Linked DNA regions of Homo sapiens: region 1 is linked to region 2. A link is an interaction called in ENCODE POLR2A ChIA-PET data of the cell type or tissue named here. Cell type or tissue: CD4-positive, alpha-beta T cell. All regions are shown on one strand. Region 1 overlaps DPP4 (dipeptidyl peptidase 4). Region 2 overlaps DPP4 (dipeptidyl peptidase 4).

Region 1 (4,000 bases), 52 kb before region 2:
TAAAGCATTAATAATTAATGGGTCTTAATATTATCCTTCCAATCCTTCAGCCCCCAAACTGGCTCTGAGGCATGCAGTGCACCTCCGTGTCCATCCTCACTGACTTACAGCCCCCTGATGCTGTATGAGGATTGTATCAGGATGTTTTGGGCTTCAAGGAACCCAATACCTGGCCAAAAGTTATTTGAATGATAGCGTTTTATTACTGTATTGTCATTAGCATCTTTTATAATTGGAAGTGCAGAAGTAAAGTGGTTCTTGGGTTTGTTAATGTAATGGCCTGAACACATCAAGAACATGGGGCCTTTCCACCTTTCAGCTCTGCCATCCTTGGAGTTTTGTCTTTTGATCTCCAGTATGTCATCTCATGGTTGAGCATGGCTTCTGCAGCTCAACCCAGCACTTGCTCATACAGCTCATTCACAGGGCAGAAGAGGATGCTCTTCCTCATTCATGTTCTGCTGTATCAGGGAGGAAAACCATTTCCATAAGTCCTCTGACCAGATGCAAACTTTCAGATCTTACTGGCGACATTTGTGTCACTTGTCCATATCCAAACCAATCACCGGCAAGGAGAATGAATTGCCGTGATTGAACCAGACTACTCAAGACTCACCTTTCTCAGGTTGGAAAGTATCTTCTTTTGCTAGCACATGGAAGGAGAAGGGCAAATACCTAAGTTGAATTGAAAATTCTGAAAGACAGAAATCGGGGAGACGGCCTATGTAGGCATATCGTGTATTTGGTTATTGCTCTCTTTTCATTACGTTAGAAAGATTTAATTTTTCAACAAAAGAGGACAGACATCAAGCCAGCTCTGATCTCCAAAAATCTGGAGCTGTAATTCTCTCCTTTCCTTCTCCTCACTTTCTTTCCTAACTGGGTTTATTGCAAATCAGTGTGCTTTGTTGCTGCCTTTCTGATCTCAAGGACATTTTGACCTCAGCCCTTTCTTTCTTTTGGCATCCAAAGTGATCAAGAGGAGAAAATAATTGAATTGCAATGTTAAAATATAAATCTGAGATAATAGAGCAGGTAAGAAACATCTGAGGGGAATTACTGACAATTTACCTCTAGAAAATCCACATAAACTGTCACATTTCATCCAGTTCATAATAGCAGAAAGTGGTAGAAATAGTCAACATAAAATAAGATGGGCAAAATTTTTAAAAAATGGTAAAACTTAGATCTGCTAAAGTTAACCCAGGAAAGTAGGACTTAAAATAATTAATGGCCATAAAAATAAAATAGTAAATAACAAAAGCAAACAAAATAACCTCACAAGGTCCAGAAGCTATAATTTAATCTAACATGGGCAAAAAAAATCTAATTGATGACTCAAATCTTTGTTTTAAAATTTCCAGCGAAAAAATTACTCTGCATGGTAATGATTTTCTTAAAATGAAAAGGGTTTGGCTGTACTGAAAGGAGAACCCAGAACCCAGCAGCCAGTGGACCCTTATTCCTTCCTGGCAATCTGGCCCTATTTTCCCTGTCTGCTCACTCGCTTGCTTTTCTGGTGAACTATTCCAGGTATCTCCTCTCCACTCAAACTTCCAACACCTCCTCCATATGCTCATTCATAGCTAAGGACCTGGCTTCCTGTTTTGATAAGAAAACTGAAACCATTAGAAGAGAACTTCAATTCTCACCGGCTCATCAGTGCATTCACCTGTATCGGCTCCCCTCCCAAGTTAGAGGAATGAATGCTCAGGCTCCTACCCAAGACCAGGCCCTTTGTTTGTGCCCTGGGTCCCATCCCTTTTGCCTACTGAAAGATTAGGCTCCAGCTGTCCCCTTGCATGTGGCAACATCATTTTTTCCATCTCTATTTGATCATGAACATACAGTAGTGTCTCATATTCTTAAAAAATAAGAAGGAAACTGTCTTTTTCCACCCTCATCCCTGCCAACCTACCACTCCCTTTCTCTGCTCTCTTTACCACAAAACTTCTTAAAGAGTTTCTATTATCACTGTCTGTTACCCCTCTCCCTTTTTTTCTCTTAAGCCTCCTGGAATAAGGGTTATCCCCACCACACCACTAAAACAGCTGTATTCTTGTCAAGGTCCCTAATCTCTGTGTTGCAGATTGGGAGTTGCTTCTCACTCTGTGTCTCGTGTGCCTGTCAATTAGTCATCCTTCTTCTCCACCTCCCCTCGGGGCTCTCACTCTCTCCTGGTTGTCCTTCTACCTCACTGTGCAGTCTTTCCCAGCCTCCTTAGGTATTCTTCCTGATGTCTTCAACTTCTCACCTTGGACTACTCTGGGGCTCCATCCTAAGACCTTTTCCTTTTTCACCTTAGATGACCTCATCCACTCCCATGGCCTCAAATACCATTTACAACTTGGCAACTTTCCAATTTTACCTGCAAACCAGACCTTTTCCTGAGCTCTAGGTGCAGTATACAACTGCTTACTGGACATCTCCATTTGGATGTGATATTGGCATCTCATACTGACATCTTCCAAAACTCTTTGTCTTCCCTTAGTACATCTTATTTCAGCAAATGGCAATTCTATTTTTGTAGTTACTGAGGCCAATATCCATGCAAGTTCTCCTCAACTCCTCTCTTTCATCCACAAGTCACATCCAATGTGTCGGCAGTTTTATCATCTGTATCTTCATATTCTCTCAGAGTTTGACCCTACCTCACCACCTCATCTCCTACTACCCTGGTCAAAGACACAATTGCCCTTCCCCTAAATTATTGCCAACATCTCTCTTTTTTTTTTTCTTACTTCCCTATGGTGTATTCTCAACACAACAGACAAGGTGATTGTGGTAGGCAGAATGCTAAGGTGACCCCCAAGAACCCTCTCCTCCGCTCCTGTGTACTAATCTCTGAGATTGTGGATATGATGAATTTTCTTCCTGTAGTTAAGTTTCGTTATGATGCACAGTTGGCTTTAAGAAAGGGAGATTACCTGCTTGGGCCTGACTGAATCACATGAACTGTTTAAAAGCAGAGTTTCTCTGGCTAGTCACAGAACAGGCAGTCAGGAATCCCAGGCATGAGAAGGATTTAACATGCCATTGCTGACTTGGAAGATGGAGGGGCCATATGGCCAGGAATGTGGGTCATCTCTAGGAGGTGAGAGCAGCCCTGGCTTATAGTCAACAAGTAAATGAGAACTTCACTCTCACAACCTCAATGAACTGAATTTTGCCAACAACCTGTGTGAGCCTGGGAGCAGGTAATTTTTCCCCAGAGCCTCCAGCTGACAACTCATTCCAGCCAAAACTTTGATTTTAACCTCACAATACTTTGAACAGAGAACTCAGCAAAATGGGCTGGACTGCTGACTTTTAGAACTCTAAGCTGATACATGTGTGCTGTGTTAAGTCACTAAGTTTGTGGTGATTTGTTACATAGCAATAGAAAACCATTAATAATATAGTGATAAAATTGTTTTAATTTATTATTTATTTATTTATTTTGAGATGGAGTCTTGCTCTGTCGCTCAGGCTGGAGTGCAGCGATGCAGTCTCAGCTCACTGCAACCACTGCCTCCCAGTTTCAAGCGATTCTCCCGCCTCAGCCTCCCAGATAGCTGGCACTATAGGTGTGCACCACCACGCCCAGCTAATTTTTTTTTTTTTTTTTTGTATTTTTAGTAGAGACAGGGTTTTGCCATGTTGGCCAGGCTGGTCTCATACTCCTGACCTCAGGTGATTTGCCTGTCTTGGCCTCCCAAAGTGCTGGGATTATAGGTGTAAGCCACCATGCCCAGGCTGGCGACCACATTTAAACATAAGTCAAATCATGTCCTTTTCTGCTTAACATCGTTCATTGGCTTTCCATTGTGAAGGCTCCATGGCACTTGTTACCACCTAGCATATGGCATTGCTTACTCATTATCTGTTCCTATGTCTCCCCCAGTTAAAATATAAGCTTCATAAGGGCAGGAGTTTTTCATGCTTTATTCACTGTGATGTCTCTAGTGCCTAGAACACTGAATAACACAGTAAGTGCTAAGTAAATATTTGGTGAATTAAA
Region 2 (4,000 bases):
CGAGAAAAAAAAAGTGGGGAGAGGAAGGCAGGACCCAGATATTAGTATCAGACACAGCTTTGATCCACTATATTCACAGTTTCATGAAAACCACACATAAAAGCACAAAGAAAGGAAAAGATACATATTTTAAAATTCCAGATGTGTTATCTGATTTCTTTTCAAGTAAAATAATTGTAACAAATGAAGTCAATTCATTCGTGACACTAATTTGTTTTAGGCTTCGGCTCCAATGCTAAAAAAGCATCCTTTTGAGTGATATTTTTATCTTCTTTGACTTCCTAGTAAGTAACGATTTGATCTCCATTAGAAAAGGTTTTAAAAAATGGTAAATTTAATACATATTTCTGTTCAGTTATTTTCCTTTTCCTCTCTTTTAGGGTCTTTTTTTTTTTTCTATTTTAAAAAATAATCTTGTTTAATCTTGGGGTTAGGGAACTTGATATATATACCTAATATTAAGGCAAGCTCTTAATCTACCAAATTTAATATAATTGAGAGGAGCAAGGCATTTCACATGTGAAAAAATATTTGCTAGCTCAAGAAATGCATGAATGCATTTTCCTGTTTAAAGTTAGAATGTTATAGTGTTTTGTTTAAAACGAAAGTTCTTTTGACTGACCTCCCTAAGTAGAAGGAAAACATTAGCAAAGGCATGTAAGCAGAACTTGTCCTATCCTGTGCAGGGACAGTAAGCAGATGAGTGGAGAGATGGGCTGGGGAGGGAATAAGTTATTGGAGAGTATCCATGTCCAGGAGTTGTGTAGATGGTGCAAAGATGACATATTTAAATGAATTGAGATGAGCTATAAGGAGCTCCTCTTGATTAACAAGCAGAAATGAGAGTGCTTTACAGAGCTTTACAGAGATTGTGCACACAGCTCTGTGTAGGGTAGATGGTAGCCTGTGAAGATTGCAGATACAAGGGAGTTAAACTTGTTAGTATATAGAATGCCCAATGACATGCCCGTTTTCCAATGCAACCTGTTTCTTCCTCTGAAGTTTTAAATGTTAGCATTCATTCATACTGCAGTCCATTCCACAATGATTTACAGTCATTGTGAGCAAGACTGTGCCGGGTGCTATGGGAAATGCAAAGCATATGATGCAGAAGTCAAAGTCCTTAAAGAAGGAAATAAACTTGCAGTCCAGGAGTATTGTGTTAAGCTGAGATGGAAAGATATCCAAAGCTGCATTTATTGTTGTCATCATCATTTTTTTTATACCACAACTCCCCCTTCTTAACTATTAGAGAAATTATTTCTTTGATTTCCAAGATTACATTAATACTTCTAAAATCTTGGCCTATGAAGTCTGTGTTTGATAACTATCTTCAAAGACAAAACTGACAAGTATCTTTGAAGGAAATATACAACCATGGTAGTTGTGTTGCTAAGTTTTAGAGGACTCATTCTGGACACCCCATAGGCTGGCACAGTTTAAGGCTCATGATTGGGAAGGATGCATACTTCTCCACGGAGAAGAGAAATGTAAGCATTCCTCATTTGATTCCAGAAAACCATGAAAGCTAACAATTTGGTATTTTTCATAGGTATGCAGGCCCATGTAGTCAAAAAGCAGACACTGTCTTCAGACTGAACTGGGCCACTTACCTTGCAAGCACAGAAAACATTATAGTAGCTAGCTTTGATGGCAGAGGAAGTGGTTACCAAGGAGATAAGATCATGCATGCAATCAACAGAAGACTGGGAACATTTGAAGTTGAAGATCAAATTGAAGCAGCCAGGTGAGTGACTAGGAGATGAAGTCAAAGGTCATCTGATTTTTTTTCCCCTTTAAAATTTACATTTTAAAGCTGTAAAGTGTAAATAATTTAAAGTGTTCTGGGATGAATTTGTAATCTTTTATCCTTACGGTAGGTTTTAGTGAAGATGTTATGTTTAAATAACAATATATTACATTATAGATTGATATGAAGTTCAAAAAAAAAGCATTTCCTAAATTCCTCTCTGTATGAGACTCTAGAAAGGGAGTTGGCATATGTCCTACCACATTCTAAGAACAGAAAATCAAAATTCATCAGACTCGGGGACAAACTGAGGAATAAATGTACCCTAGTAAACATCTGACTAAACAAGCCAAGCCCATTCCTTCACAGTCAAGGATACTGTGTACATTTCCTTCAGTGTACATTTACGTCATAGGCAGTGACAACTCTGAAGTCCTAGGAGTAGCTCCTACAGTCTGGATGAGGGTGACTCTGCTATTTTGGGAAAATTGTGGAGCACAACCATCATCGGTACTATGTATAAGGGCTCTGTTACGTATGAACCACATCTCATTCTTGTGCTCTTCACTTATGGGACTATAACTAGATGTGATCTGGCTCAAGAGATGTTAACAATCAATGATGGTTACTCATAAGATGCATGTTGCATGAGAAGTGCTTTACCTGCAGGCATTGTCGCTGAAGCCCCGAGAGGTGGGTGTTCTTACCCCATATTTTAATTAAATAAATAGAGACTATTAGGTTAGGTAGCTTGCCAAAGTGAATCAGGATTTGAATCCAGTCTCATTCTGACTCTTATATTTAATTACATTCAACTGGTATGTGGGAAATGTAACTTTGAGTTTCTGTAACCAACAGCATGGATGTCTGGGGAAGCATAATAGGGAGGGTGGTTGAAAATAATGTTATGAAATCATAGACTAGGAAATGCAGAAGGATCCATGAATGATGAAATAGATGGAGAGAGGAGAAGATGACAATTGATTAAGGATTCCTGAGGAAAGAAATTCTCTTTTACTAAAGTTAATGATTAGCTATTTTCCTTAACAATTAAAAAATAGAGATTTAGAATAAACAGGGGATACATTTGTTTGAGAGTGAGGCTTTGATATTTTAAAAATAAACTTGTATCTATCCAGATCGCTCCTCTATGAGAGAGGGCATAGTTTCCAGGGTCTCTCAAATCTGACCAACAAAAGTCCTAAAATTACAAAATTAAGGATCTACTATATACAACCCCAGTTAAATAAGTATTGAGAAATAGTGCGTTTATACAGTGGCACACACTATTGCAGCAACTAAAAAGAGCTAAGCATAACAACATGGATGAATTGCATATACTGTTGAATGAAAGAAGCTGGACACAAAAGTGTACATCCTGCAAGATGCAATTTATGTAAAGATAAAAACAAGGCAAAAGTTCAGTGAAATTTTTATGGAATTCAATAAAAGAAAAACATTTCCTTTTGTCCCTTTGCAAAGAGGGAAATGCCTTAGAGGCTTCTGATAATATGCACAGGCCATGATTTCAAGGATACATTCACTTTGTAAAGGTTGATCAAATTATACATGAATGATCTGTTGCACATTGCTGTATGTCTGCCTCCTTCAATTTTACAAAGTTTACGTGGAAAAGATGAGTTGAAAACTATTTTAATTTTTTTCTAGCACTGCTTAACTTAGGGCAACCTAGGACATATTACATGAAAACACAAAGACTGTCAAAATCAAGATAGGTTAATGCAAAGGTCTGCAACCACCCACAATGCTAAAAATTTGAGTTCCATTTGTCAGGTATTTTTAAGTAAAAAAAAATTTCTTTTGATGTCAGGCTAATATTAAGAAATAGGTGCATACAATATTTTTCTTATTTCTTTACCTGGATTCCATCTCTGAACACAGTTTTGTGGCAAAGAAGACTTCTTAATCCATCAAGGAAAAATTTATTTCTATTGAGTGCACGGTACTGAGCTAACTAATCAACACCCAGCATAAGAAGGGATTTATTTAGAGAATGGTGTTTAAGTTCTCAGGTAGGGGGCCCGGAGACATTTCTAAGCCCTTACTCAGAAGTTTTTCATGCCCTTATCTTTCTCCATTGCAGGGGCAGACTCTCCCAAACTGAAAAACATCTGGAGAGATTTAAATTCAATTATGTAAAGAAAAGTGCATCTGGGCTGCAAATTTTTGTATAAAACTGTGAAAAAAACTGCCAGGATTTGTTTTCTGTGAATCATACACACACACACA

What was found. Peaks named below come from ENCODE experiments on the same cell type or tissue, not always from the same donor. Only the 100,000 strongest peaks of a DNase experiment are listed, where the experiment ranks them.
Region 1: POLR2A ChIA-PET joins it to region 2 with 13 read pairs; 10 of 35 experiments call an interaction of 5 or more read pairs at or near these places.

Annotation. Positions count from the first base shown.
Region 1 is chr2:162,061,723-162,065,722 of GRCh38, reverse strand. All of the region lies in intron 2 of DPP4 (dipeptidyl peptidase 4), which reads left to right. Among named protein-coding and RNA genes, the nearest start is that of DPP4, 10 kb to the left of the region's middle. RefSeq lists an enhancer at 1,566-1,635. In CD4-positive, alpha-beta T cell, no CTCF peak of the experiment used is centred here; a DNase peak (open chromatin) is centred at 1,632; H3K4me3 peaks cover 745 bases; H3K27ac peaks cover 2,703 bases.
Region 2 is chr2:162,009,540-162,013,539 of GRCh38, reverse strand. It overlaps DPP4 (dipeptidyl peptidase 4), which reads left to right. Exons shown (of 26, transcript NM_001935.4): 20 at 1,553-1,747. Among named protein-coding and RNA genes, the nearest start is that of DPP4, 63 kb to the left of the region's middle. In CD4-positive, alpha-beta T cell, no CTCF peak of the experiment used is centred here; DNase peaks (open chromatin) are centred at 1,169 and 1,659; H3K27ac peaks cover 3,150 bases.